Regions from separate parts of the Homo sapiens genome. Here region 2 is linked to region 1. The links are chromatin loops, found by intact Hi-C in ENCODE. Cell type or tissue: HCT116. All regions are shown on one strand. Links, peaks and the distances in the headings refer to the core of each region. The heading gives the core; the rest is flanking DNA.

Region 1 (15,973 bases), core at 4,732-12,731:
AATATAAACCAATTATGCCCTTACATTAAAACACACTCCACTGAGGCATCTCCTGTGATCTCATTGGAGAAAAGTGTGGACGTTATTTGTAATTTGACTCAGAATGATAGGATTAGTTTGGTACTAGTAACAACGGAGATAAGTAACTAACTTTTTGTGAAACTTCTTCCTGGGGTGAAACAAAATCTATTGTGGAAACTCTTTCCAATCATCTCTGGAAATTTATTAAGTGACCTAGTATATAATGATAATTTACCATGATATTTGATAATATAGTTTTGTGTGTTCAGAATAATTTCTTTTTTCTTTACCTTTGAAAATAATGCATTGATACTTATTTTTCTCCTAAATTGTCTGTTTTTATTTCCATAAAAGGTATTTATTGAATGTCTCCTTACTTTTAATATAACTAGGCATTGTGTGATCAAAGCAAAATAAATATGTTCTTGTTTCTGGAATTACTAAAGCTTTGAAAATGGACTTATCGACCTCAAACCAATGGGACATATTCCTACATGGCCTTCTCCCCTGTTAGGGTTCCCAGGGTAAGTGGTGATTCCTTTTCTGTCTTTTTAAAGATTTTAGAAATGCAGCTTCTTCTGTGGGCCACTAGGTGGAGTACTTCAGAGCAGGGTTTGTGGGAGTACAAAGCTAACTTCTGCTGCTTTTGCTTGATGCTTCTGCAGCTCCCTTGACTACTGTGGATGATAAGTAACCATTTTCTTCCTCTTCTTTCTTTTTTCCCCTCACTCTTTGGAGTGAACTTGAAACATTTAGGAAGTTTGTTCATCAACGTATACCGTGTTTATGAAAATCTGGCTAAGATAATATGGTAGGACTCCTTTGGTTATAAATAATAGAATTCAAACTCAAACTGGTCTAAGCCAAAAAATATATATTAATTTGTGGACTCGTATAATGGAAAAATCCAGGGTATAGCTTCAGAATGGCTGAACGCAGGGACTCAGGACTTGGCTCCTCTCCTCTTCCTTGCTTTTTCCTTCCCCATTGATTTTATTCTCAGACAAGTTTTCCCTTTGTGCTGCAATGTGGCCATCATCACTCCTCCAGTTTACATTTCCTTAGTTCCATAGCCCCAGAATAAAGCAAAAACAGAAACACTTCTAATAGTTTCAATAAGAGACTAGAGATTGACTTTGGGTGTGAGGCTTGGATTTCATGTCCATCTCTAGTTTCATCTGTGCCAGGATTAGAAGTCTATTCATTGGCCAGGCCTGTGTCACGAGCTCATACAGGGTTTCCACTGTCCACACAGTGCTTTGCAAGTATTAGAAAATGGCTCCCCTTTCTCCAGTTAGATGCAACCTTGTATCGGTGCATGTGGCTTGGAGAAGAACATGCAGGCTGGATTTCAACCCCCCTTTCTCCCTTAGCTGGGTTTCTTCCTTGAGTGAACAACATACTTGTTAGTAGCTGTCCTGTGCTTATTCCTGAAACTGGGGGTGAAATCAGCCCCCACGCGAAAACTGAAGGACAGAAGGTGGCTTCATCTAGGGTATCAGATAATGGCTAATAACAAAGGGAGGGGACAGTGGGTGCTGTGTAGGCAAAAGGAGCAAAAAATAATCCTAACCTGTCTAGACTTCATCTCAGAAACCATATGCAACCTTCTTCAATGGAAATATTTAACACTTCAGGAGTGCCAAGAAGGCTATAAGGAGCATATCTCTTAAGGACCTAAGTTAGGGCATTCTAGAATGTATGCTTTATGGATTTACCTTATAAATATATAACATTGACTAATACACACAGAAAATATATTGCAGAGTAACATAGATGACAGAACTTGAAATACATGACATTCTACCACAGTCTATCATTATTTTCCAACTTATCAAAAGACTCAGAGGATCTTTTTTTTTGTATTGATAAATTTCTAGCCAGAGCCCTATTTACTCGTGTCTTGAACAACAGAGTATTTGCAAATATATCTGAAGAAGGAAGAGAAAGAAAATGATTCCAAAAAAGCTGATAACATTAAGACAGCTTTTTATAGAAGATGTAAATTTGCAACCACAAATTAAAAACTTATAGGAGATACACAAAATGTGAAGAAAAATAAATGAAACCAAACCACTACAAGAAATAACCAAACTAAGAAGACAGCAAGAGAGGAAAAAAAAAAAAAGAACTGCAAAACATATGAAAAACAATTAACAAAATGCAAGTTACTCCTTACCTATCAACAATGACTTTAAATGTGAAAGGATTAAACTATCTAATTAAAAGACATAGAGTGGCACAATGCATAAAAGATACTCATCAGTACATATTTATAAGGGAGTCAATTTAGATATAAAGATATATAGAGGCTCAAAGTGAAGGGATGGGAAAAGATACTCTATGCAAATGGTAACCAAAAAAGAGCAAGGGTATCTATATTTAGATCAGAAAAAATAGACTTGAAATCAAAAACTGCCACTAGAGACTAAGAAGGTCATTATATAATGATAAAAGTTCACTTCAATGGGAAGATTGTAAATATATATCCACCCAACATTAGAACACCTAAATATACAAAGTTAATATCAACAAAGATAAGGGGAGAAATCAGTAACACTAAAATAATAGTAGGCAACTACAGTACCCCAAATTCAATAATGGATAGAACATCTAGGCAGGAATAAAAAAAAAGAGGAAACAGCTGACTTGAACAACACAGTAGATTAAACACTGACATATACAGAACTTTCCATCCAACAGCAGCAGAATATATATTCTTCTCAAGTGAACACAGAATATTCTCTGAGATAGATCAAATCTTAGGTCACAAGGCATCCTACAAATTTAAGAAGTTTGATATAATGCCAAGTATCTTCTCAGACCACAATGGAATAAAATTAGAATTCAATAACAAAGAAAACAGAAACATTTACAAAAATGCAGAAACTAAACAACACACTCTTGAACAACCATTGGGTAAAAGAAGAAATCAAAAGGGAATTTTAAAAATATCTTGAGACAAACAAAAATGAACATACAACTCAACAAAACTTACAGGATGCAGCAAAAGAAGTGCTAAGAGGGAAATGTTACAGTGATAAATACCTACATTAAAAAATAAGAAAGATCTCACTCGAACAACCTAACTTTGCAAATAAACAATTAGAAAAAGAAAAACTAACTAAACCCAAAGTTAGCATAATGAAGTAAATAATAAAGATTAGAATATAAATAAAATAACTATAAAATAAAAAACAATAGAAAAATCAAGAAAACTAGAGTTGAATTTTTGGAAATACAAACAAAAATAACAAACCCTTAGCTACACTAAGAAAAAAAGAGAAACTCAAGTAAATATAATCAGAAATGAAAATGGAGACATCATAACAAATGTGCAGGAATACAAATGATTATAAAGGACAATTAAGCAATTATATGACAATAAATTGGATAACCTAGAAGAAATGGATAAATTCTTAGAAAGATGCAATCTACCAAGGTGGAACAAAAAAGAAATAGAACAGACCAAAAGCAAGCAAAGAGATTTAATCAGTAATCAAAAATTTCCCAACAAAGAAAAGCCCAGGTGCAGACGCTTTCATGGGCAACTTCTACCAAACATTCAAAAAGAACTAACACCAAAACTTCTTAAACTCTTCAGAAAAAATAGAAGAGAGAATACTCTCAAACTCATTTCATGAGGCCGATGTTACCATGACTTAAAAGCTAGACGAAGACAACACAATAAAAAATAATTACAGACCAGTATCCTTAATGAATATAGATGCAAAAATTCTCAATAAAATACAAACTAGCAAACTGAATTCAAAAGCACATTGAAAAGGTCATACACCATGACCAATTGGAATTTATGTATGGGATACAAGGATGTTTCAATGTGTAAAAATTAATAATGTGATATACCACATTAACAGAACAAAAGATAAAAATAACATTCCAATAGATGCAGAAAACACATTTGACAAAATTCAATATACTTTCATGATAAAACTCTCAACAAAATAAGTATACAAGAAACTTACCTCAACACTATAAAGGCTGTATATGAAAAACCTATATCTAATATTATAATCAATGGGGAAAAACTGAAAGCTTTTTCTTTACTATCTGGAACAAGACAAGGATGTCTACTCTCATCACTCCTATTCAACATAGTACTGGAAGTCCTAGCCAGAGCAATCAGGCAAGAGAAAAAAAAGGCATCAAAATTGAAAGGAAGGATATAGTTACCTCTGTTAACAGAAGACAGGATTATTATACATTAAAACTCTAAAGACTCCACAGAAAATGGTTAGAAATAATACAGTCAGTCTTTCATATCTGCTGGGGATTTGTTTCAGGACCCCCTCAGATAACAAAATCTGTGATGATCAACTCCCTCATATAAAATTGTGTACAGTTGACCCTATGTATCCATGGGTCCACATCTGTGGATTCAAAACACCACAGATGGAAAATATGTACAAGTTAGGTTCATGGTTGATTGAGTTAATGGTTGCAGAACCCATTGATATGAAGGACTGACTATATAATAAATATACTAAAGTTGTAGGATACACAATTGACATACAAAAATCATTGCTATTTCTAAACACTAACAATGAATTGTCTGAAAGGGAAATTTAAAAAACAGTGTCAAATAAACTACTTTGGAACTAACTGACCAAAGAAGTGAAAGACTTAAACAGTACAAATTATAAAAGATTGATGACAGAAATTTAAACCAAAGTAAATTGAAAGACAACCCATGGATTGAAAGAGTTAGTACTGTATTATTAAAGTGTCCATATTACTCAAAGCAATCTACACATTTAATGTAATCCATATCAAAATCCCAATGGTACTCTCACAGAAATAGAAAAAAATGATCCTAAAATTCATATAGAATCACAAAAATCCCTGAGTGGCTGAAGCTATTTTGAGCAAGAACAGAGCTACAGGTATCACAGTTCCTGATTTCAAATTAAATTACAAAGCTGTAGAAAGAAAAACACTGTGGTACTGGCATAAAAACAGACACATAAACCAGTGAAACAAAATAGAGAACCTAGGCATAACCCACACATTTGCAACCATTGATCACCCTGGAAGGTGACAAGGAGACACTATAGGCAGAGGATATGCTCTTGACCAAATGGTGTTAGGAAAGCTGGATGTCTACATGTAACAGAATGAAATCGGATCCCTAGCTCACGCCTTATGTAAAAATTAACTCAAAGTGGATCAAACGTTTAAATGTAATCACTGAAACCACAAAACTCCTGGAAGAAGACAGGAGAAAACATTCTTGACATTGGTCTTGGCAATAATTTGTTTAGATATGATTCCAAAAGCACAGGCAACAAAGGCAAAATAGATAAATGAATTACATCGAACTAAAAAGCTTCTGCACAGCAAGGAAAACAACTAGTGAAATGATAAGGCCACCTATGAAATGGGGAAAATGTTTGTAAACCATATCTCTTATAAGGAGTTCAAAAAATAAGAAGGACACACACACATCAATTCCAAAATTATAAATAACCTAATTTTATTTTAAGGCAAAGAACCTAAATAAATACATCTCCAAAGAAGAAATTCAAATGGCTAACAGGTATAAGAAAATGTGCTCAACATCTCTAAACTTCAGAGTAATGCAAATCAAAACCACAATGAGATATCATGTCACACCTGTTAAAATGGCTATTATCAAAAAGAGAAGAGATAAGTGTTGGTAAGAATGTGGAGAAAAGGAAACCATTAAACACTATTGATGGGAATGCAAATTAGTAAAACACAGAAAACAGTATCGAGGTTCCTCCAAAAAAAATGGAAAATAGCACTGGCCTGGTGTGATGGCTCACACCTGTAATCCCAGGATTTGGGGAAGCCAAGGCAGGAGGCCAGGAGCTCCAGACCAGCCTAGGTAACATAGCAAGACCCCATCTCAGAAAAAAAATTAAAATTAGCCCGATATGGTGTTGTACACCTGTAGTCCCAGCTACTCAGGAGGCTGAGGTAGGAGGATCGCTTGAGCCCAGGAGTTCAAGGCTGCAATGAGCTATGATATTGCCACTGGACTTTACCCTGGATGACAGAGTGGGAACGATTTCAAAAATAAAAAAAAAGAACTACCACATAATCCAACAATTTCACTTTTGGATATATGTCCAGTGAAATTGACATAAGAGTCTTAGAGAGGTGTCTGTCATCCCGTTCATTGCAGCATGACACACAATGACCAAAATATGAAAATAACCTAAATGTCCTTTGGCAGAGGAACAGATGAATGGGTAAAGAAAATGTGATGTGTATACATAAAATGAAATATTATACAACCTTAAAAAAGAAGGAAATCCTTCTATTTGTGAAAACATGGATGGAGCTGGAAGATATTGCGCCAAGCAAAAATGCAAGACACAGAGACAACTACTTCATGATCTTACTTACATGTGGAATCTACAACAGTCAAATTCTTAAAAACGGAGACTAGGACAGTGGTTGCCAGGAGCTCAGGGAGGGGAAATGGGGTGATGTTAATTAAATTGTGCAATGTTCAAGTTATAATAATTTCTGGAGATATAATGCACAACATGGAACTACACTGTATCATATTCTTGTGTTCTGCTAAAGGACTAGATCATAAATTAATTACTGTCAACACACACACAATGGTAAATATGTAGAGATAATATGCTAATTTGCTTGATCATGGTGATCCTTTCAAAAAGTATAGAAATATCAAAACATTAAGTTACCTTAAATTTATACAATTTGTATATGTCATGTTATTATGATAAAGCTGTTAAGAAAGATTTAGTAAATCATGTCTACAACCTGGGAACTTTCTCATGACAGGGAGGGCTGCAGTAGGAAAATGGAATTTTGCAACAAGGATAGGGTGAGGGACATGGGAAATGGTTGATCAAGTATTTAAGAAATGACCTGGGTGGAAGCTACATCAAAGGGTATGAGCTTTAGCGCATCAGTCCGTAAACTTTTTGGTTTCAGGAACACTTAACATTTTTAAGAGTTATTGAGGACCCCAAAGAGCTTTTATTTATTTGGATTATGTCTATCTATATTTATCATATTAAACATTAAAACTGAGAAATTAAAAAAATAATATACTTATATGTTTACGTAAATCACATTTTTACTTAAAATTATCATTTTTAAGCAGTAAAGTTGGTGAGAACAGTGACATTGTTTTATATTTTTAGGTATGTCTTTAATGTCTGGTTTAATAGAAGAAGACTTGGTTCTCCTTTCTGCTTCTATGTTTAATTTCTTGTGACATCCCACGTCAGGTAGCTGGGAAACTCCAATTATACTTGTGAGAGAATGAAAGTGGAAAAGGTAAACAAAACCTGTGTATTTTTATGAAAAGACTTTTGCCCTTGCAGAGCCCCTGGAAGGGACTCAGGGACTTCTCAGGGTTCTCTGGCTCATGTGTTCATAGAGTAGAGGGTAAGTCCGCAAGAGAAAGCAGTGATTGGCTGTGGGAGGTCTTGCTGAGAGGTGGTAGAAAAGAGGTTGGATGTGGAGAAAGTATGGTCCTTGTTTTCATTTCTTTTCCCTTTCCTTTGGCCTCTTGTTGCTGGGATTTCCTCTTTAGATGACCGTATCATAAATTAGAAACAGCATTAATGAACATTCTTGATACTGCCTAATGAAAGTTTTTGTTTTGTCTTCCTGAGTCTTGATACATTTCAAGAAGTCTTCTATCTCATTTATTTTTCCCACCCAAATTTGGAATTTAGGAAGAGTCGATATAGCTATATTTAGATGATTTATCTCCCTGAAGACATTTTGGGATCATTTATAAATCTCTATAAATAATGCTCTGATGTCCCTGTATTTTGTTTAGAGACTGGGTCTTGCCGTGTTGTCTGGAGTGGAGTGGCTCGAGCGTAGCTCACAATACACAATACAATCAAACTCCTGGGCTCAAAGTGATCCTTCCACTCAGCCTCCACAGTAGCTAGGTCTGCAGGTGTGTGCCAGCACGCCTAGCTTTTGATTACTATTATCATTTTTGTAGAAATGGGGGTTTCATTATGCTGCCCAGGCTGGTTTTCCGACTCTTGGCCTCAAGTGATCCTCCTGCCTTCCGTCATCTGAGGAGCTGAGATTACAGGTGTAAGCCACCATGCTGGTCCTGATGTCATTTAAATACAAACATGATACTATATTCCTTGTAGAAAGTGCTACATAAATATAATTTTTTTGAAATAGGGTCTTGCTGTGTCACCCAGGCTGGAATGCAGTGGTATGATCACACTCACTGCAGCCTGGACCTACTGGGCTTAAGCAATCCTCCCACCTCAGCCTTCCAAGTAGCTGGCTCCTGAGTTATGAGCCACTAAGCCCAGAGAATTTTTCAATTTTTGGTAAAGATCGGCGTGTCACTGTGTTGTCCAGGCTGGTCTTGAACTCTTAGGCTCAAGTTACCCTCCGCCCAGGTGTCCCAAAGTGCTGGGATTACAGGCCTGAACCACTGCACCGGGTCCTAAAAATTCATTCACTTTCTTTTTTTGTCCACAAGGTACTGCTGTTTCCCTTCTAATAACATGAGACCGCTCACTTGAGAACATCAAGAACACGACATTCTCTAAAATAAATCACAGTAGTTCCTTTCCCATAACTATTAAGTTTTCAAGGTGTTATCAGGTTTATTTCATAGAAAGAATGTGTAAAATTTTTCATGTAGAAACATAATCTTTTAGCAATGAGTTAGTTAAAAAATTGGCATTGTCAGAATGAAGATTTCCTTTTCCCTATAATTTTATTTATTATAATTATATTTTTAATGATATGAATTGCTTTATAAAAACTCATTACATTATATACCCAATGACTGTGAAATCGTCTGCTTTGAAGCACAGTAAAATCATCAATCAGCATAGTGGGTCTAACACAGTTCCTTCCATTTTAAGAAAGCTATTTACACTCCAATTTGCAAGTTGGACTTTACAAAAATTAAAACATTTATAAAATATACTAACTATGATTGTTTTAAAAAGTAATGTTTTTTTATGGTAAGGAAATAAATTGAAGCTTTGTGTTGGAAAATGCAGAAAACAAATCGGCATTCTTTATAAATAGATCTTACTGCTGGTTTAGAAATTACCTTATGTGCTTTATAGATGATGGAAAATGAAATCAGCTGCAGTTAGCAGTGTGCATGCATCGTATTTGCTTTGTCACTTTCAGAAAGGTTATGGAATATTGGCAGGTCAGGATTCTCAAAATGATAAGTTCTAAGAAAAGGCTAAATGAAAAAGAATTTTAAAAGCAAGCCTAGTTGTTTAATATATACATGGACGAGTTATGGGGAAATCCTGGACTGGGAGCTAGCAGATCTATGTTCTGACTTTTACTAAGTCATTGGCTGCTACAGCAGGCCAAGCAGACATAACTGCCAAGGCTGCCTGGGAGTTGGGTTGATTGGCAATTGGCACAGGGAGAGAGGACAATTGCCAGAGTAATGGCCAAATATTCAGGTTTCATGTTCAGTGAAGCAGGACGTGCATTTGTATCCCAAGGGCAAAACTGACGCTAGAATCTGGGCCTCCTGGCTGAATCTGAGTCCACAGTCTGATGAGTAGGATGAAGTAGTCTCAGAAATCCAAGCCAGCCAGAACCCATGAGGTGTGCTCTGCAGATATTGGCTGGTGAGCTGCATTAAGATGTTTCATTCCATTGAGCAAACATTCTTTGGTTGGTTAGGTTAGCATCCCACAAGAGCAGAGACAAATTCTTCAGAATTTGTCCATGAAGCTATAGTCCCAGAGCTTATATTTCAAGGGAGGAGGGAAGAAACAGCATCTCAGGATGGTAGGTGATTACAGCTAAACTGAATTCTGAAAATAAAAGGAGCCCTATGTCTTTGTCTGCTCAGGCTGCTGCTACAAACAACTGTAGACTGAGTGGCTTAAACAGCATATACTTGTTTCTCACAGTTGTGGGAATTCAATGATTAAAATCTGGACCAGCAGAGCCAGTGTCTGGTGAAGGCCCTCTTACTGGTTTGCAGGTGTTCTTGTTGTATCTTCACATGGCTGAGAGAAGAGGGCTCTAGTCTTCTGCTCTTCTTATTAGGATGCTAACCCCATTGTGGGAACTCCAACCTCATCAAAATCAAATTACATCCCAAAGTGCAGTGCACAGCATCTAATCTAATCAAATCAGTTGTCCCTTGAATAAAATTCTAGCTCCTATAACAAGACTTCAAATTATGACTTGGTTGTTGCCAAAACTGTCTATCTGGATTTGCTAGAAATCAAATATACTTGAATATTTCCTCTAAAGATTTTCTCATTCCTACCCTATTGTTTATATTTACAGAATTCTTAAATAATTACATATACAAGGCTTCTATTAGCTCTGACAAGAGCTTCTATTAGCTTTGACTATCGCAAGCAGCTTTATAGCACTGTAGGTAAAAGCATGTGCTTTGAAATCATACAATAAATTTATTAAATGCTAAGCACTTTATATTCACTATTTAATTTTATCATCTTAATCACCTTCATTATTAACTCCATTAAACCCTATTTGTTGGCTACTTATATTATTCTGATTTTGCAAATCTAAATTTGAGAGGCTTTCCCTATGTCACATAAGTTAATAAGTGGCATAGCTGGGATTTGAATTAAAGTCTACCTGATTCCAAGATCTATTTACCATTGTTCTACAATATGTACTTTTTAGGTCCCTGAGGATGCTAACAGCCTTTCTTTTGAAATCTGCCTTCTTTCTGGATAGCAGCTTTATTAATATGTGATTAGGGCACCATATTTCAGGCAACAAATTCTTCGAAATCTTTCATTTCCATAGTGAGATAAGGATCAGTTCTGTGGCATTGTCAGCCAGAAAACATCATTTGGAGACAATCTTGTACAAGAAGTAGAAGATACAGCTGGGGGCCTGCGGAGGACAGAAAGCTCACAGCTTCTGTCCATACCCCTTTCACTTCCTCCTCAAGGAGATGGACCTCTGTGGTTGGTCAAGCTTAAGGATCTTTTATGGGCCACAGATAATGGTGAAATCTTCCTAACTCTAGGTGAAGATTAATGGGCAAGTTGGAGAGTTAAGGTAGCTTGTGGCTGCTCCTTTTAGAAGAAAGTCTGATCATTGCTCTCTTATTTGTGGAACCCTTCTGTTCCCCCAAATGCTTGATAAGACATGCCTGAGGACCAATCCTGTGTCAGTAGACTTCATATCTACTCTCTTCTACCAATCACACAACTACAGACAAATAAGAAAAATAAAACAAAGCTCAGACACACTCCCCTGGCATGGAGGCCACTCTCTGGCTGGCTGCTTTTCTCTACCCTGGCACCTCCTGGGCATTTGGCTCTTTCTTAGATCAAAGCGAGACATGGGTTTGGGATTAAAGAGAAGTAGGTGAAAGGGGTCTCTGGCCTGTTTTGGCATTAGACCATGTAAATAACAGAGTTCTGGCTTAAGCTCAGCTCTGTAGAGCTTTCTCTGTGTTTGGGGAAAATCTCCGATAGTAATGAAGTGATATTTTACTGTGCTTCGTTTTCTGTACATATATCTCTTTCTTAGGTATGTTGTGAGGAGATTCGTTCCCTGGACGAATATATTTCTCAAATAATAAGACTTGAAAGTCAAAATGATGCCTCAATCCATGGACTACAGAATAGATGTTGTGTTGGCAGGCATGAAACCAGCATGTGTTTCCCTGTACATCTCCATTAGAACTCTTTAGTCACCAGGTACATTGTCAAAAAGCTGAAGTATTTGAAGTGAATCTTTTTTTCTGAGCTGTAGGTCTCAACAGTGAGATTAAAATACTCAGTAACCCATGCAGTAAACAGCTCTGATATCATCCAAGTGTTGTTGTTCCATTTATAGAGCAGGGGTAGTGTAGATTTAGCATAATTCTTAAGAGGTGCCCTAGGATTTATGGAATAACAAATGAGCATTGGCTTGTAACAAGACAGTCAGCCTGTCCTTTAAATCTTTTTCTTTTTCTTGCTATAAGGTCTCACTCCATTACCCAGGCTGCATTGCAGTGGCATGATCTTGGCCCACTCCATACTTGACCTCCTTGGCCCCACAATCCTCCCACCTCAGCCTCCTGAGTAGCTGGGACTAGTAGCATGCACCACCATACATGGCTTATTTTTATTTATTTATTTATTTATTTTAGAGACAGGGTTTCACCATGTTGCCCAGGCTGGTCTGAAGCTCCTAAGCTCAAGCCATTCCCCCACTTCAGCCTCACAGAATGCTGGGATTGCTGGCGTGATCCACTCTGTCTGGCCTCTAAATTCGTGTTATGGAGACTCATTTTCATGGTTAAAATGTCCTGAATTGACTGTGGCCTGTTGGGAGGTGGGATGGAGGAAACTACTTATGGAAAATGAAGAAGAAAGGAAGCACACCAGAAGCAAGAAAGTGTCATCAATTTTTACATCATGGACTCCATGATAAAAAGAAAGTACAGGTGGCTTGTTATCAAGGCTGACCATTGGACTGTGGACTGCACCTACATCTACCAGGTTCTTCTGCATAGTCCCAGTTTTAAATTTTTGACCTGATATTCATGAACACAGTGCTACTGGTCAGACCTTTGTCCAGGTTTAAGCTTCAGAACATAATGTCTTCATGCAGTGGGAGGCCTGGTTAGGGTTATGACTCTGCCCTGGGGCATCTGCCCCTTCTGACCTGAAGGTAAACTTGGCATCTACTACTTACCTCTACACTTGAACAGCCAAGGATGGGCTGAGCACAGAGGCTCACATCTGTAACTCCAGCACTTTGGGAGGCCAAGGCAGGAGGATTGCTTAAGGCCAGCAGTTCAAGACCAGCCTGTGCAATATAGTGAAACCTCATCTCTGTAAAAACTAAAAAAACCGAGGATGGTGGGTGACAGGGAGCAGTTCAACATGGGAAACTGAGAGCTGGAAGGACCCTTAGACCAGCCCCCCATTAACAGATGAGACTCTACCCTGAGATTATAGCCTAAGGTAATGCATTGAGCTTTTCTAGAGATTTGAAAATAATCAATCCTAAAACCCCCAAGCATACTGCTAATGTTTGCTATTGAATAATGTTTTCTAGTCTGGGTGTGGTGGCTCCTGCCTGTAATCCCAACACTTTGGGAGGTTGAGGCAAGTGGATCACCTGAGGTCAGGAGTTCGAGACCAGCCTGGCCAACATGGTGAATCCCCGTCTCTACAAAAATACTAAACATTAGCAGGCCATCGTGGTGTGCGCTGGTAATCCCAGCTGCTTGGGAGGCTAAGGCAGGAGAATCCTTTGAACCTGGGAGGTAGAGGTTGCAGTGAGCCAAGATCACACCATCGCACTCCAGTCTGGGCTACAAGAGTCAAATTCCATCTCAAAACTAATAATGATAGTAATAATGTTTTCTACAAGCAAGGAGTTACTTTGTACTGTGAACTGGTGTGAAGGGATCCCCCATGTGTAAGCTTTTGGATTGATGACAGTTATTTCTAGATCACAGAGGTGGGAATGCTTGTTGATCATCTTCTGTGTTCTTTGTTATATTGATTGATTTTTTAAAATTAGCATTTTTATAACAATAAAGTCATAAAAATAAGTAACTAAAATAAAGTAATCTAAAAAGGCCGAGCATGGTGGCTCATGCCCAAAATCCCAGCAGTTTGGGAGGCCGAGGTGGGTGGATCCCCTGAGGTCAGGAGTTCAAGACCAGCCTAGCCAACATGGTGAAACCCCATCTCTACTGAAAATACAAAAATTAACCAGGTGTGGTGGCAGACACCTGTAATCCCAGCTACTCGGGAAGTTGAAGCAGGAGAATCGCTTGAACCCAGGAGAAGGTGCTTGCAGTGAGCTGAGATTTTGCCATTGCACTTCAGTCTGGGTGACAAGAGCTAAACTCCATCTCAAAACAAAACAAAACAAAAATTTAATGTAATCGAGTTGAATATTTAAACTTTTAATTGACATTTCAAATTAGATTCTAATTCCACTTAAAAGAGCATCTCATAGAAGCAAATGTACTCAATTATATTAACTCTGTGGTTTCATTTAAGCAATTTGTTTTGTGAAGGGACACAAAGCCAACCAGATTTTAACAGTGTATAAATATGTATTTATTAATTTAATTACAATGACAATACTCTCAACTCCCCATTTGAATATAGGAGAGAATCTGATCTGTGTTCTGGGACAGCATGCACTATAGGTGTGTGGAAATACTGATGCCCTCAGCTGTGTGGCAGGCTCAGTGGGACCTGGAGTGCAGGAGCCCCTGGGCCATTCACCTCTGGCCACAAAAGTCATTGTCCATTTACCCCCAACTGCTATAGAAATACTATTTTCAGTGGTTGTTATGATGCAAAAGAAAAGAAGAAGGGAGATTTATTAAATTTTTACATGTAAGATATGTTAGTAAAGAAAGTCTACTTTCTTCTGGCTTAACTAAAAATCTATACTAGTATTTATGCCTTTTGGAAATTAGAGATGTCAATTTAAATATTATGAAGCAAAGCAACTGAGTATTAGGTAAGACAGCCAAATACAACTGCAGAATTGTAGAGGTTTTGTGTTACATGTATAAGAATATTTCATAGCAATAATCTTTTAAGACTCTGAAGACACTCCACAGTGAAGCAGAAATTAGAACAGAATTAATAATACTGTGTATGCTCTCAGTTCACCAATTTATCAAAACTAGCTTTATGATTCAGGAGGGTGTCTGCTCTTTTGCAATTGGAAGAAAAGAAAGAATATTTTATTTTTTGACTCTTTAGATTTTCTTCACTAACAGTATTTCCAAGGCTAAGTAAGGGGGTTGCAAGTAACACCAAGAGAAAAAAGCAGTCTTGAGCAACTTTTTAAAAATGGTCTTAAAATATGGAAAATGAAGCCAGGTGTGGTGGCTCACTCTTGTGATCCCAGCACTTTGGGAGCCTGAGGTGGGAGGATTGCTTGAGGCCAAAAGTTTGAGACCAGCCTGGGCAGCATAGCAAGATCCCCATCATTGCAAAAAACAATTTTTAAAAAAAATTAGCTGGATATGGTGGTGCATGCCTTAGAGTCCCAGTTACTTGGGAGGCTGAGGTAGGAGGAGTTCTTGAGCCCAGGAGTTCAAGTCTGAAGTGAGCTATCATTGCACCACTGTCCTCAAGCCTGGGCAACAAAGTGAGACCTCTGCCTGTCTCTCTCTCTCTCTCTCTCTCTCTCTCTCTCTATATATATATATATATATACACACACATATAAATATATAATATATATAATTTCCATATATATATGTATATATACATATATGGAAAAGGGAAGGGGCCAATAATATCAAAGACATTGAAGAAAAGGAAAGATTTGTCCTGCCAAATATCAGGACTTTTATAAAGCTACAGCAATTAAGACAGTGTGGTCCTCACTGATACACTGACTAGTGAAACAGAATAGAGTTCCCAAGCAAATCTCCACAAATTTAATCTTCGATATGTGATGTAGGTGACATGGCAGATCAGCAAGGAAAGAAAGGACTTTTCAATAAATAGAATAGAAAAATAATGGTTATTGATATAAGAAACAAAATGAAATTATATTCCTACTTCATTCTATATACAAACATTAAATTCCAGATGGACAAAAGACTTACATGTCAGAAAAAAACTTTAAAACTTTTAGTAGAAAATGTAAGTGAATGAGACACAAAAAGCCATTTAACCATTAAAAAAGAGTAGACATTTTGACTATCACAAAATTAAGAACTTTTTACATCAAAAAGTGGAAAGATAGGCTGGGTACAGTGTCTCAAGCCTGTAATCCCAACAGTACATCACCTGAGATCAGGAGTTTGAGACCAGGCTGGCCAACATGGTGAAACCCCATCTCTACTAAAAATACAAGAAATTAGCCAGGTATTAGTGGCAGACACCTGTAATCCCAGCTACTTGGGAAGCTAAGGCACGAGAATGGTCTGAACCCGAGAGGTGGAGGTTGCAGTGAGCCACTGCACTCCAGCCTGAATGAC
Region 2 (15,973 bases), core at 4,463-12,462, 1.0 Mb after region 1:
GTTAGTATTCAAAATATAGCAGAAACTCATACAAATCAGAAGCTAAACAATAATAATTATAATACCCAACTAAAAAATAAGCAAAAGACTAAATTTTTTTTATATTATTATACTTTAATTTTAGGGTACATGTGCACAACATGCAGGTTAGTTACATATGTATACCTATGCCATGTTGCTTTGCTGCACCCATTAACTCATCATTTAGCATTAGGTATATCTCCTAATGCTATCCTTCCCCCCTCCCCCACCCCACAACAGGCCCCGGTGCCTGATGTTCCCCTTCCTGTGTTCATGTGTTCTCATTGTTCAATTCCCACCTATGAGTGAGAACATTCGGTGTTTAGTTTTTTGTCCTTGTGATAGTTTGCTGAGAATGATGGTTTCCGGGTTCATCCATGTCCCTACAAAGGACATGAACTCATCATTTTTATGGCTGCATAGTGTTCCATGGTGTATATGTGCCACATTTTCTTAATTCAGTCTATCATTGTTGGACATTTGGGTTGGTTCCAGGTCTTTACTATTGTGAATAGTGCCGCAATAAACATATGTGTGCATGTGTCTTTATAGCAGCATGATTTATAGTCCTTTGGGTATATACCCAGTAATGGGATTGCTGGGTCAAATGGTATTTCTAGTCCTAGATCCCTGAGGGATCACCACACTGACTTCCACAATGGTTGAACTAGTTTACAGTCCCACCAACAGTGTAAAAGTGTTCCTATTTCTCCACATGCTCTCCAGCACTTGTTGTTTCCTGACTTTTTAATGATTGCCATTCTAACTGGTGTGAGACGGTATCTCATTGTGGTTTTGATTTGCATTTCTCTGATGGCCAGAAATCGTGAGCTTTTTTCATGTGTTTTTTGGCTGCATAAATGTCTTCTTTTGACAAGTGTCTGTTTATATCCTTTGCCCACTTGTTGATGGGGTTGTTTGTTTTTTTCTTGTAAATTTGTTTGAGCTCATTGTAGATTCTGGATATTAGCCCTTTGTCAGATGAGTAGGTTGCAAAAATTTTCTCCCATTCTTTATGTTGCCTGTTCACTCTGATTGTGGTTTCTTTTGCTGTGCAGAAGGTCTTTAGTTTAATTAGATCCCATTTGTCAATTTTGGCCTTTGTTGCCATTGCTTTTGGTGTTTTAGGCATGAAGTCCTTGCCCATGCCTATGTCTTGAATGGTATTGCCTAGGTTTTCTTCTAGTGTTTTTATGGTTTTAGGTCTAACATGTAAGTCTTTAATCCATCATGAATTAATTTTTGTATAATGTGTAAGGAAGGGATCCACTTTCAGCTTTCTACATATGGCTAGCCAGTTTTCCCAGCACCATTTATTAAATAGGGAATCCTTTCCCCATTACTTGTTTTTGTCATGTTTGTCAAAGATCGGATAGTTTTATATATGTGGCATTATTTCTGAGGGCTCTATTCTGTTCCATTGGTCTATATCTCTGTTTTGGTACCAGTACCATGCTGTTTTGGATACTGTAGCCTTGTAGTATAGTTTGACATCAGGTAGCGTGATGCCTCCAGCTTTGCCCTTTTGGCTTAGGATGGACTTGGCAATGCAGGCTCTTTTTTGGTTCCATATGAACTTTAAAGTGTTTTTTTTCCAATTCGTGAAGAAAGTCATTGGTAGCTTGATGGGGATGGCATTGAATCTATAAATTACCTTGGGCAATGTGGTAATTTTCACAACATTGATTCTTCCTACCCACGAGCATGGGATGTTCTTCCATTTGTTTTTATCCTCTTTTATTTCATTGAGCAGTGGTTTGTAGTTCTCCTTGAAGAGGTTCTTCTCATCCCTTGTAAGTTGGATTCCTAAGTATTTTTTTTCTCTTTGAAGTAATCGTGAATGGGAGTTCACTCATGATTTGGCTCTCTGTTTGTCTGTTATTGGTGTATAATAATGCTTGTGATTTTTGCACATCGACTTTGTATCCTGATACTTTGCTGAAGTTGCTTATCAGCTTAAGGAGATTTTCGGCTGAGACAACAGGATTTTCTAGATATGCAATCATGTCATCTGCAAACAGGGACAATATGACTTCTGTTTTTCCTAATTGAATGTCCTTTATTTCCTTCTCCTACCTGATTGCCCTGGCCAGAACTTCCAACACTATGTTGAATAAGAGTGGTGAGAGAGGGCATCCCTGTTTTGTGCCACTTTTCAAAGGGTATGCTTCCAGTTTTGTCCATTCAGTATGATAGTGGCTGTGGGTTTGTCATAGATAGCTCTTATTATTTTGAGATACATCCCATCAATACCTAATTTATTGAGAGGTTTTAGCATGAAGTGTTGTTGAATCTTGTCACAGGCCTTTTCTGCATCTACTGAGATAATCTTGTGGTTTTTGGCTTTCATTCTGTTTATATGCTAGATTACCTTTATTGATTTTTGTATGTTGAACCAGCCTTGTATCCCCAGGGATAAAGCCCACTTGATCATGGTGGATAAGCTTTTTGATGTGATGCTGGATGTGGTTTGCCAGTATTTTATTGAGGATTTTTGCATCAATGTTCATCAAGGATATTGGTCTAAAATATGCTTTTTTTTGGTTTGTCTCTGCCAGGCTTTGGTATCAGGATGATGCTGGCTTCATAAAATGAGTTAAGGAGGATTCCATCTTTTTCTATTGATTGGAATAATTTCAGAAGGAAGGGTACCAGCTCCTCCTTGGACCTCTGGTGGAATTCGCTTTGAATCCATCTGGTCCTGGATTTTTTTTGGTTGGTAAGGTATTAATTATCTCATCAATTTCAGAGCCTGTTATTGGTTTATTCAGAGATTTAACTTCCTCCTGGTTTAGTCTTGGGATGTTGTATGTGTTGAGGAATTTATCCATTTCTTCCAGATTTTCTAGTTTATTTACATAGAGGTGAATTATTCTCTGATGGTAGTTTGTATTTCTGTGGGATCAGTGGTGATATCCCCTTTGCCATTTCTTATTGCATCTATTTGATTCTTCTCTCTTTTATTCTTTCTTAGTCTTGCTAGCAGTCTATCAATTTTGTTGATCTTTTCAAAAAACCAGCTCCTGGATTCATTGATTTTTGAAGGGTTTTTTGTGGCTCTATTTCCTTCAGTTCTGCTCTGATCTTAGTTATTTCTTGCCTTCTACTAGCTTTTGAATGTGTTTGCTCTTGCTTCTCTAGTTTTTTTAATTGTGATGTTAGGGTGTCAATTTTGGATCTTTCCTGCTTTCTCTTCTGGGCATTTAGTGCTATAAATTTCCCTCTACACACTGCTTTGAATGTGTCCCAGAGATTATGGTATGTTGTGTCGTTGTTCTCATTGGTTTCAAAGAACATCTTTATTTCTGCCTTCATTTCGTTATGTACCCAGTAGTCATTCAGGAGCAGGTTGTTCAGTTTCCATGTAGTTGAGCAGTTTTGAGTGAGTTTCTTAATCCTGAATTCTAGGTTGATTGCACTGTGGTCTGAGAGAGTTTGTTATGATTTCTGTTCTTTTACATTTGCTGAGGAGTGCTTTACTTCCAACTATGTGGTCATCTTTGGAATATGTGTGGTGTGGTGCTGAAAAGTGTATATTCTGTTGATTGGGGATGGAGATTTCTGTAGATGTCTATTAGGTCCACTTGGTGCAGAGCTGAGTTCAATTACTGGATATCCTTGTTAACTTTCTGTCTTGTTGATCTGTCTAATGTTGACAGTGTGGTGTTAAAGTCTCTGATTATTATTGTGTGGTGGTCTAAGTCTCTTTATAGGTCACTAAGGACTTGCTTTAGGAATCTGGGTGCTCCTGTATTGGATGCGTATATATTTACGATAGTTAGTTCTTCTTGTTGAATTGATCCCTTTACCATTATGTAATGGCCTTCTTTGTCTCTTTTGATCTTTGTTGGTTTAAAGTCTGTTTTATCAGAGACTAGGATTGCAACCCCTGCCTTTCTTTGTTTTCCATTTGCTTGGTAGATGTTCTTCCATCCCTTTATGTTGAGCCTGTGTGTGTCTCTGCACGTGAGATGGGGTTCCTGAATAGAGCACACTGATGAGTCTTGACTCTTTATCCCATTTGCCAGTCTGTGCCTTTTAATTCGAGCATTTAGCCCATTTACCTTTAAGGTTAGTATTGCTAAGTGTGAATTTGATCCTGTCAGTATGATGTTAGCTGGTTATTTTGCTCATTAGTTGATGCAGTTTCTTCGTAGCCTCGATGGCCTTTACAATTTGGCATGTTTTTGCAGTGGCTGCTACCAGTTGTTCCTTTCCATGTTTAGTGCTTCCTTCAGGAACTCTTTTAGGGCAGTCCTGGTGGTGACAAAATCTCTCAGCATTTGCTTGTCTGTAAAATATTTTATTTCTCCTTCACTTATGAAGCTTAGTTTGGCTGGATATGAAATTCTGGGTTGAAAATTCTTTACTTTAAGAATGTTGAATATTGGTCCCCACTCTCTTCTGGCTTGTAGAGTTTCTGCTGAGAAATCAGCTGTTAGTCTGATGGGCTTCCCTTTGTGGGTAACCCGACCTTTCTATCTGGCTGCCCTTAACATCTTTTCCTTCATTTCAACTTTGGTGAATCTGACAATTATGTGTCTTGGAGTTGCTCTTCTCGAGGAGTATCTTTGTGGCGTTCTCTGTATTTCCTGAATTTGAATGTTGGCCTGCCTTGCTAGATTGTGGAAGTTCTCCTGGATAATATCCTGCTGACTGTTTTCCAACTTGGTTCCATTCTCCCTGTCACTTTCAGGTACACCAATGCAACATAGATTTGGTCTTTTAACATAGTCCCATATTTCTTGGAGGCTTTGTTCATTTCCTTTTATTCTTTTTCCTGTAAACTTCTCTTCATGCTTCATTTCATTCATTCCATCTTCCATCGCTGATACCGTTTCTTCCAGTAGATCACATCGGTTAATGAGGCTTGTGCATTCGTCACGTAGTTCTTGTGTCATGGTTTTCAGCTCCATCAGGTACTTTAAGGACTTCTCTGCATTGGTTATTCTAGTTATCCATTTGTCTAATTTTATTTCAGTTTTTAACTTCTTTGCCATTGGTTTGAACTTCCTCCTTTAGCTCAGAGTTGTTTGATCTTCTGAAGCTTTCCTCTCTCAACTCGTCATTCTCCATCCAGCTTTGTTCCGTTGCTGGTGAGGAGCTGTGTTCCTTTGGAGGAGGAGAGGTGCTATGATTTTTAGAGTTTCCAGTTTTTCTGCTCTGTTTTTTCTCCATCTTTGTGGTTTTATCTACGTTTGGTCTTTGATGATGGTGACGTACAGATGGGTTTTGGTGTGGATGTCCTTTCTGTTTGTGTTTTCCTTCTAACAGTCAGGACCCTCAGCTGCTGATCTGTTGGAGTTTACTGGAGTTCCACTCCAGAACCTGTTTGCCTGGGTATCAGCAGCAGTGGCTGCAGAACAGCGGATATTGGTGAACCAAAAATGCTGCTGCCTGATGGTTCCTCTGGAAGTTTTGTCTCAGAGGAGTACCCGGCCGTGTGAGGTGTCAGTCTGCCGCTACTGGGGGGTGCCTCCCAATTAGGCTACTCGGGGGTCAGGGACCCACTTGAGGAGGCAGCCTGCCCATTCTCTGATCTCAAGCTGTGTACTGGGAGAACCACTACTCTCTTCAAGTCTGTGGGACAGGGAGAATTACGTCTGCAGAGGTTATTGCTGTCTTTTGTTTGTCTGTGCCCTGCCCCCAGAGGTGGAGCCTACAGAGGCAGGCAGGCCTCCTTGAGCTGTGGTGGACTCCACCCAGTTCGAGCTTCCTGGCTGCTTTGTTTACCTACTCAAGCCTGAGCAATGGTGGCAGCCCCTCCCCCAGCCTCACTGTCACCTTGCAGTTTGATCTCAGACTGCTGTGCTAGCAATGAGCAAGGCTCCATGGGCATGGGACCCTCCGAGCCAGGTGCAGGATATAATCTCCTGGTGTGCTGTTTGTGAAGCAGGTTGTAAAAGTGCAGTATTAGGGTGGGAGTGACCCGATTTTCCAGGTGCCATCTGTCACCCCTTTCTTTGACTAGGAAAGGGAATTCCCTGACCCCTTGTGCTTCCCAGGTGAGGTGATGCCTCACCCTGCTTCGGCTCATGCGCGGTGTGCTGTTCCCACTGTCCTGCACCCACTGACCAGCACTCCCCAGTGAGATGAGCCTGGTACCTTAGTTGGTAATGCAGAAATCACCCATCTTCTGTGTCACTCACGCTGGGAGCTGTAGACTGGAGCTGTTCCTATTCGGCCCTCTTGGCTCCACTGACCGAGACTAAATATTTTATACAAACATATTCAAATGGCCAAGAGATATGTAGAAAGATGCTAAACATTACCATTCATGAGAAAATTGCAAATAAAAAGATACCACTTTACAGCAGTTGGAATGGCTAATATCAAAAAAAGAAACATGACAAGTGTTAACAAGGATGTGACAAAATATTTCTGTACAGTCTTAATGAGTTGCAGACTGGAAGAGTCATGAAAATTAGCACACAGTTTATTTTAAAAAATAGAATATCGTACAATCCCGAAATTTCACTTCTCTAAATAAACAAAATAAAATCAGCATCTCAAAAATTATCTGCACTCCTGTATTCAATGCAGCATTATTCACAACTGTCAAGGATATTTTTTTTTAAAAATGACTTATCTGTAGATGCTGAATGGATAAGGAAAATGTGGTATAAATAGACAACCGAATATTATTCACCCATAAAAAAGAATGAAATTCTGCTATTTCAACAACATGAATGGACCTGGGTATATTATGCTACGTAAAATAAGCCAGGCACAGAAAGACAAACACTGTGTGTTCGCACTTAAATGGAGAATTTAAAAAGCCTGAACTTATAGAAGCAGAGAGTACAATGGTAATGACCAGGCCTGGAGGTAGAAAAAATGAGAAGGTGTTCAAAGAGTACAAACTTTCAGTTATAAGATAAATAAGTTTTGGGGGTCTAATGTACAGCTTTAAGATGTAGTTAATAACAGTGTTTTGTATGCTTAAAATTTGCTACAACAGTAGGAGACCTCAAATGCTCTCACTACAAAAAACATAACCATGTGAGGTGACATAAATGTTCATCAACTTAATTGTATTAAACATTTTACAATATATATCTATCAAATTTTTATAATGTACACAATACATAATTATGCAATTTTTATTGGCCAAAAAATTAATGTTATGTACACATGCATATATTCATATAAGTGTGTATATAGACATATATAAAACATATACATATATATCAATTACATATGTTGTTATGTATATAATTGTGTGTGTGTGTATGTATATATATATATATATATACACACACACATATCAATGACAAAATCCTAGTAAGCTTCAAACTAAGCAAGGCAAAATTGTAAAATGATAACTATTTAAAAATCAGGAAACAAATGGGTATTTAATACATGCTCAACAATATTTTGAGTTCCTCAATGGCAAAGTACACGTTTTAAATGTAGAAAGTAGATACATTAAACCATATTACAGTTTAGGAATTATGGCACAGAGTGTTTACAGTATTAGCCTCAATACATACCAAAAACTTAAAATTTTGAAGTAAAATAACATTTGGTTTTATTATATGGGGCAGATGCTTAGTATTCTGATAAAATTATTGAGTATGAATTTCTGTAGAATCACTTTTGAAACCTTCACAGGATATGAAATTATAAAGCAGAAAAGTTACGACATCTGGATATGGTGTTTCTGTGATTTCTAAACCAAATCCCAATATCTCCACTGCTCTCACACATTTTAGACAAGACTCAAAATGGAAATTAGAAAATGCTTATCATAGAGTTCCTTAAAAATCACAGACAGCTCCATGTCCTCAAAAGCAATAAAAGAGCAAGCAACCATGTCCTCCAGTCCCTTATAAGCCATGCAAAGGGCTTTGATTTTCTTTGTAACCTAGAAGAATGATCGTTGAAGGGGAAGTTCAGTCCTAGAAAATTGAAGAGCATGGGGCAGAGGATGTCAGTCTTTAACGAAAGCAAGAGAAATAAATCAGGGCTTCTCAGAAAAGATTTCCATTGAAGCATAGCTTCGCAAACCACACTTTAAGATCTGGCTTTCTCCTTGACCTTTGGACATCTCATCTCTGTCATCTGCCTTATTCACTCCCACCTATTTGGATGTTTGGCTACTATCCCCTGTCTCTTCACACTCTGGGGCTTTTTCTTTTACTCAATATAGGTGATCAGGTTTAGCTTAGAGAAGAGCCAAGGACTCTGTATTAAAAAAATTAATATGACTTATGCTGTGATTTTCCAATTACTACTTAGTATTCTGCTCGGTGGAAAAAAACAGAACATTATAAAAGAGTCTAAAAATGTAATACCAAATACTATTTCCACACAGAAACGTTATGATATTTAAAAACTTTTCTAAATTTGTGGATCCTTAGCTCCACAACCCAGTGCTACTGAATCAAAACTTGGTGGTGGTTGGCTGGTCATGGTGACTCACACCGCCGATCACAGCACTTTGAGAGGCCAAGGCAGGCAAATAACTTAAGCCCAGGAGTTTTAGGCCAGCCTTGGAAACATCGCGAGACCTAGTCTACGGGTTGAAGGTGGGGAGGAGGGGGAAAGGTGGTGGTAATGGGAGGTGGTAATGCGATTATAAGGTGTGGGCAACCATATTTTGTGCCTCTAAATTTGTGGAGTTACCACTAATCTAAAATTAAGGATACAGATCAGCTGAAGAAAGAAAAAGATTTATGTCGAGATGAAACTTCCTCGTGGGGGTCTGCAGCGGCAATACCGCCAGATGGCAGCATCCCACCTCTTTCGCCTGGCTGCAGCCCCACCAGGAGCCCGGCTCCAGCCGGGGCGCTGCAGCAGGTACTAGACCTGGAAGGCACAGGCGCGGATTTCCTGCCCTCCGGGGTGTCTTCCTGCTCCCCGGACCCCAGGCAATTCAACTCATTCATCAAGCGCCGCCGCAACCATCCAAGTTGGGGCAGCAGGTCCCACAGTCGCCAGCCAAGACCTCCGCTCCAGAACCGGTGGGCTGCTTTCCCGGGGGAAGGACATTGTCTTCGCCAGCCACGAAGAAATCCGTCCCTGTGCACCCTGTTTCCCATTGCCACCAACGTCGTGTAAACTCTAGTCCCGAGGACACGAGAGAGACCCAGACCTGGCCCCGTGGACACGCTCGGTGCCACGGCTTCCACCAGATGGACCGGTGCACTCTACAAATCTCGGGGCCCACCGCATCAAGGAGACAGAAAGAAGCAAACAAAGGAAGGACCCTATGAAACGCACCCCCAAAGCAACCAACCAATCCAAGAAAAAAAAAACACGTCTCAGGGCTCCGTTGGTTTTCCCGCGTGGGTGGCCCTGACCCCCTGTTCTACCCTGGCCCAAGCACCCTCCACCTCACCCCGGCCTGCTCAAAGTGCCCTGTCTACCTGAGCAGAGCCTCCCTCTCCAAGGCTCTGTCTCTCTCTCTCTACAACTCCCTCACCCTCTCTCTTTCTCTACTTCCCCCTCCAACTCTCGCTCTTCTGTCACCTTCTGTCTCTCTCCCCCTCCATTTTTCTCTCTCTCCCCCCATTTGTATCTCTCCATCCCAGTCTCCTTAGCTCTCTTTCAAGCTGTGTCTGTGTCTTTGTCTGTATGTCCTTGTGTGTGTGTCCGTGTGTGTCCGTGTGCGTGTGTCCATGTGTCCGTGTGTGTGTCTTTGTGTGTCCATGTGTGTATGTCCGTGTGTGTGTGTCCATGTGTGCCTGTGTGCATGCACCCATGTGTACCTGTGTGTGTGTCGGGATGGGTTTGCTCGTGGTAGTGGTGGGGTGTGTCTGGGTGTCCCTCAGCCCCTCTTTCCCGGGGATCAGGCTGCCAGGGCTCTAGTGCCAGCGCGTGGCAAAGCAGTGCCTTCCTGTCCCGTTGGCCACTGGTAGGTCCTCTTCGGGACAAGCGACGATGGTGTGGACCTTGTGAGAAAAAGGGCCCGCAGGGCTGGGCTGCTGTTCGCCCCTGGGCAGCCCTGACGGCTCTGGGTGTGTGGGCCAAGAGGGGGCCTTGCAGGAGGGGTGCGAGGGATCCAAAACAATTTTTCCGCTGCAAGGCGGAAGACCAGAGGGGATCCCAGGACTGTGGGCCCCGGGCCCTGACGCCTGCAAGCACACCCTGTCCTGAGCCAGCCAGATGTGTTGGAAACTCAGGAGCTCGCGAGCCGGGGGAAGGCCTGGAGTGCCAGCGAAAGGGAGGCCGCCTGGTGGGCCTTGAGCCTGGGCAGGGGACTGAGGCATCACGGCCTGATGAAGGATTCCTGTTTCCTGCAACATGGGGAGTCTCCAAAGTGGCCTGTTTGGAAACCAAAGGAGAGCGAAGACACGATGCTGCTTTTCCACGCTTCGCTGGAGGTTTCTGTGCCCCACAGAGCTCGGGAAACAAACAGTCAACACGGTCACGCTTTCGGGGGCCAGAGACACGTGAGCAGCAGGCCCACTTGCAGAGGGCAAAGGAACGTGGAATCCGGAATCATGGTTCACTCGGCTTGAGTGTGACTCCTGTGTGGATGGGAGTATCTGCCTCGCGCTCTGTTGCAGGCTCAGCGTGGGGATATGTCATCTGTGAACCATGTGGATGAAAAACGGACAACCATTCGAGTCTCGGCTCTGTTCTTTGGGGAATTCGCTCATTCCTTGGGAGGCGGAATTCCTCTGAATCGCTCCCGGATGAAGTAACCCAGGCTGGCAATCCCGAGGGTCGGTGAGCGCACCGCCAGCCGACGAGGCTGTGGGCTGAGCACTCAGCCTGCACTGGGCACCCAACATTTTCCCGGAGTTCGAAGTCCTGCTGGTCCTGGAGGCAGAAGACTGTTTTTCTCTTTGCCTTCCTTTCTCTGTTTCTCGCTCTTTTTCTCCCTCTGTCCATCCTTCCCTCTGTTCTTCCTTCTCTCCCTCTCTCCCTCCCTGTCTCCCTCCCTCCCTCTGTTCTTCTCTCCTTCCCTCTTTCCCACCATGCATACCTCCCTTTCTCCCTCCTTCCCTTCCTCCCTTCCTCTCTTTTTCTTTCCCTCCCTCCCTCCCTCCTTCCCTTCCAAGGTCCGTCCTTTCCTCCCTCTGTCCCTCTCTCTCACTTTGTCTCCGTTCCTTTCCCCATCTCTGCCTGGCCTCCCTCCCGCCTGGAAAGGGCAGAACCACGGTTTGCGCGAGATCTCGGGGTCTACATTTAGTTGCTGGGCGCTCCACGTGATGCCGAGGAGGATGGCAGGGCACGGGTGGGCGAGGGAGGGTGGAGCGGGGAGGTAGTGGAGTTGAGCTGCGGAAAGGAGAGCAGGGCTGGCCGCTGCCCGGGTCGGTATTTCCCGGGATGAAGGTCTCCGCCTACACCACTGAAGAACATGGGGGCAGGGGGGTGTACTGCGTGGGGGGGCGGGGGAAGGGATGAGAGCCCTGCCTGGGCTGATCCCAAACCCTAGCCAGCTGCCCGCGGACCTGCGCATGCGCAGTAGACGGCCCATCTCTGAGTACCTGGGCTGGCTCTGAAATCCTTGGGATGCTCAGGAAAGAATGACAGCCCTCCTTTCTGTGGAGTCTCTCGCCGGGCCTGGACTCAGGGATCCTAGACAGGTCAGCTGGAAGGGAAGACACAGGTCTCCATACGGAGCCAGAGGTTCACCACGAAAGAGGAGCCACCGCCCTGCCCCCACCCGGTCCCAACCCCCGTCCTAAAGCTCCTCCAGCTGAGCCCAGTGTTCTTCCTGGCTGAGGAGTGGTTCCAGAAAAGCGGGCTCTTCCAAGTCCTTCAACTCCCCCAGCGGCTCCATTGCTAGGAAAGGTTATGCCTTTTGCTGAAATTCTGGGGTCGACAGGAACTCATATAACAGGGTGGATGCGAGTACAGATGAAGACTCCAGCTCCTGGAGCCGTTGGGAGGGTGCCTGGATGGCTTACATCTGCTTCTGACACACAGAGGCCTCCATGAGCGCGAGCTGCGGAGGTAGATGTGCCTCCGCTTCGCATTCCCACGCGCCCTGGCGACCTGTGGACCCTGGCCCCAGCCCCAATACGGACTCATGTGGGACGTGTGAGGCGCAAGCACACCTTGAGCCTCAGTGGCCCAAGCTATCCCATTGAGCTCGCACCCAGAAAGCCACCGTACTGCGGGTCCTAGTCCTCCTGCCATCTGTTCGGATGCAGAGGTCACCCAGGTGTCTGAGGGTGGGACAGCGCCACTTCCGAAGGAGCCAGGGCAGCAAACCCAAAATCCCCGTGTGCCACGGCAGGTTGGGAGATTCCTTCTGCTTGCGAAGCCTGGCTGGGCTGCAGCAGAGGGGCGACCCTTGCTGTCTGGCTCACGAAAGCCCCCTGTTCCCCACGCCCTGGCGTGGGTGAAGGTGACCAAGGAGAGAGGGTGGCACCCGCTGTGGGCCGCGTTGCACAGGCCGCCTGCGTGCGCGAGTTCCCTGCCACCCTGGCCTGGATGCCTGGACCTTCGATTCTGACACGAAATCTGAATCCTGGACTCCAAAAGGCAGGTCTCTCTGGCCAGTTCGGGTACGGGTTCTGCTCAAAGCACGCTGGCAGGGCATCTTTTTCATTCAGGTTACAAACGAGTCTCCTTTGCCGTCCTCGTTCTCGGGCTTCCGCGGGGAAGGGGCTGTCAGAAGGTGTCGGGAGAGCCATCACGAGGGCACCTGGCCGGAATTTCATGGATAGACACGGGCAGAGAGAGGCCGGCGGCTCCAGTGCACCTCAGTTGGCCTCTGTGTTGCACGCAGGTCCAGGCAGGAGTCCAACCCCGCCAGTGGCCCTTATAAAGACCCACCAGCTTCACCCCTTCATGAATATGCATGAGCACCCAAGGGCCCTGGGTAACCCGCCCTCCGAAGGTCCCAGAAACCACAGACACAGGGCCTTGTGTGGTAGGTGAAGGTGGGGCCAGATCGGCAGGGAAAGGGGGGCTTCTGGGGCTGGCTCTCTGAGTTCTCCACAATTCTACAGAAACTAGAAGTTTATCTCTGGGCTCACACAAGATTTCAGGGAGAAACCACCCTGGAAGGGTGGAGTGTGGAACTGAACCTCCATGATAGTCTTGAGTTTTCCAGACCCTCTCCCTGAAGGTGGCAATGCCTGTGGGTGTCGCCGTTGCCATGATAGTCTCACACACGCAGGTGTGTGGATCTCATTCATTTTCTTTTTTTATTTTCATTTTTTATTTCTACCTCTTAAAGTCAATGATAAAGTCACAAGTGTAAAGTGATTGCATTTAAAAACATAAAAGATGCATTTCAATGACAAGAAATATGCAATGATCATGAAAATCTACTGTACACTTTGCCAAGGTCAAAGAATGAAAGACAATATTGAAAAGCCATTCTTCAAATATATCCTTAACAAAAACTCTCTCCTACATAGTAAAAGCATCATCTAAACAGCAGCTCCAACCAAGAAAAAAATAAAAAATAAAAAAAAAATAAAACAGCAGGATAGATGGGACAGATAACTTTCCCCAGGTTTTCCAGATAAAAACATGTGGTCACCAGGAATTCAAGGTAACTTCAAAAGCCACATTTAATTGAAAATAAAATGAATATTTCTGACAGATGACAACAGCATGATACTGATTTTTTCTTTCCTAGATACAAATGATATGGGGCATTTCTTAACAGTTTAGTAATCATCTAAGAATAACTGTAGAAATAATCCCAATTCGACCATCCCAGCCACTGGTATAAAACAAATAACCTTCCATTGATACTGTCTTTCACATAACTAAAATATCCTCACTTACTTGGAACAGTTTCATGCTTACACATGATCACAAACACTTGTTTTTAGATGTTGTGGAATTATTGGAGCTGAGATTTTTGAAACAATATATGAATCTTAGCAGAGAGCAAATAATCCTTTCACCATACATTGATTGGGCTTCCTTAACCAAATCTGAGCAACTACTATAATAATAATGCTAGTGGTAATCCCTGATACTCTCAAATTTTTCCCTTTAAGAAATATATAATCCATGTAACTCTAGCAAATACGTTGCATTGCACACTTTCTTAACAAGGAATGGCTGTTTTCAGGCCTTATTAGGAAAACAAAGAAACAAACAATGGCAGTTACTACCTGTTTTTTTATCACCGGTAAGCTACAATAATGCTCAAATATGACAGTATAATTGTATGATATTAAGTAAGAAATGAAAACCATTATAGTTTTACCAAAAGAAACATAAAAAAATATAGGAAGAAGTCAAATGAGCATGGCGTAAGTCCCAAAGATTACACTATGATTCTGAACAGGATTTTCTAAACAAAGGGTATCTACATACAATTTCTGTGAATATTTCTTGTACTAGAAATATCCAAAGCAAATGTAGGCTCAGCCCTACCTTGTCAAAGATAAATATTCAGATAAACTAGAAGTTCCATCTGCTAAAGTGCATACACTGAGCAGCTCTACCATGGCCCTGCTACTTACAGCCGTCTAAGAAAGTGGCTTTACTCATGCTCATTCACTCGTTCTGTGGCCTATCAAGAGTCACACATAACAATGGTTTTGCTTTTTTAAAAAAACAAATACTTTATACAGTGAAATACAGAAAAAACAATTCTAAATATACTTTAAAAATTCTAGAGAGTTAAGGTAACCTCATTTTTTAAAATATTGAAAATGTAAAGGGTCCATATAAAGAGTTGTATTAAGTATATATTTCCTATTTTAATAATTCACTTGCTGCCCTCTTAAAATCTCTATGAGAGAAGCAGATATTTTACTCATGTCTTTTGGCAAGAGATTCAAAAGCAAAAGTAGCAGGGCTGTAAAATTTCATAAAATTTGTGGGATTTTTTAAAAGCTAAATTATTCAATATTTTGAATTGTTATTGCACTCATATATTGCCCGGAATATATATACAGCAACCCAGCAATAGTGATTGCAACAAAAGTAAGGTAAATAGATCTACAAAGCATTTGATTTCCTTATTAGATAAATGAAGTTTTCATTTATCTAATAAATTCAGATCAGGTTACATAAGCTTAACAATTATTTAAACCTTATATAAAATTAAATCTAACCCTCACCCCTACAGTTCTGTAAGGAATCACTGTCAGGAATCTACAGGACTTGGCTCGTATTTACATTCGACGCACACTTAGAAATTTCATAAATGATGAGATGCAGGCCAAGGGGATTCCTCAAAGGGCTCCACCCAAAAGGAAAAGAAAAAGAGTTAAACAGAGAATTACCACTTACGTATTTGTGGGTAATCAGCTTATTCCTCAGCCTCTAGACAGTGAGGAGGATGAAAAAATGGAAGAAGATAACAAAGAAGAGGAAGAAAAAGATCACAGTGAAGCGATGAAGCCAGAAGAGCCACCTCAAAATTTACTGACAGAAAAAATCATGAAGCTGACTCTCCCTGAATCTTTAAAAGCTTACTTGACATATTTTAGAGACAAATAACTTAGATCAAGAAGAAAGAATGCCTACTGATAATTCCTTTAGTCTTGAAAATGTAGCATTTGTTAGGAATTAAAAGAATTATTTATTTCATCAGAGCAAATTATAGTGGAAAAAATATCTACTTGTTACTGTCAGTAACATAAATGATGTATTGAGTGAATAAAAGAATCCCTTTTGTAAAATCTATTTTTCTTTAAATCTTGGAAAATTGTTGTTTCGCCTCAGAGTGATTTCAAAGTGGAATGTAACAGTAGTCAAGACTTGTGTGCTATAAATCCTTTTCTGATTCCTTACGGATCTCGTTCATTTTCATGTAGAAAACGAGAGCGAAACTACAGAGAAAAGAAACACCCGGTGCATCACGGCCTGACGATGGATTCCTGTTTCCTGCGACATAGGGAGTCTCCACTAGGACCTGTTTCCAAACAGGAAACTGGAAAGGAGAGCGAAGACACGATGCTGCTTTTCCATGCTTCTCTGGAGGTTTCTGTGTCCCCACAGAGCTCGGGAAACAAACAATCAACATGGTCACCCTTTCGGGGGCCAGAGACGCATGAACAACAGGCCCCCTTGC

Evidence for each region. Peaks named below come from ENCODE experiments on the same cell type or tissue, not always from the same donor. Only the 100,000 strongest peaks of a DNase experiment are listed, where the experiment ranks them.
Region 2: it touches region 1 in a loop (8-fold over the local background); 8 of 110 quality-filtered maps call a loop at or near these places.

The regions. Positions count from the first base shown.
Region 1 is chr20:30,341,682-30,357,654 of GRCh38, reverse strand. All of the region lies in intron 1 of FAM242A (family with sequence similarity 242 member A), which reads left to right. Among named protein-coding and RNA genes, the nearest start is that of FAM242A, 12 kb to the left of the region's middle. In HCT116, for the core only: no CTCF peak of the experiment used is centred there; a DNase peak (open chromatin) is centred at 8,504.
Region 2 is chr20:29,320,736-29,336,708 of GRCh38, reverse strand. It overlaps the pseudogene PCMTD1P7 and the pseudogene DUX4L33. Among named protein-coding and RNA genes, the nearest start is that of FAM242B, 220 kb to the left of the region's middle. In HCT116, for the core only: a CTCF peak has its summit at 8,733 (motif pointing right); a DNase peak (open chromatin) is centred at 8,488.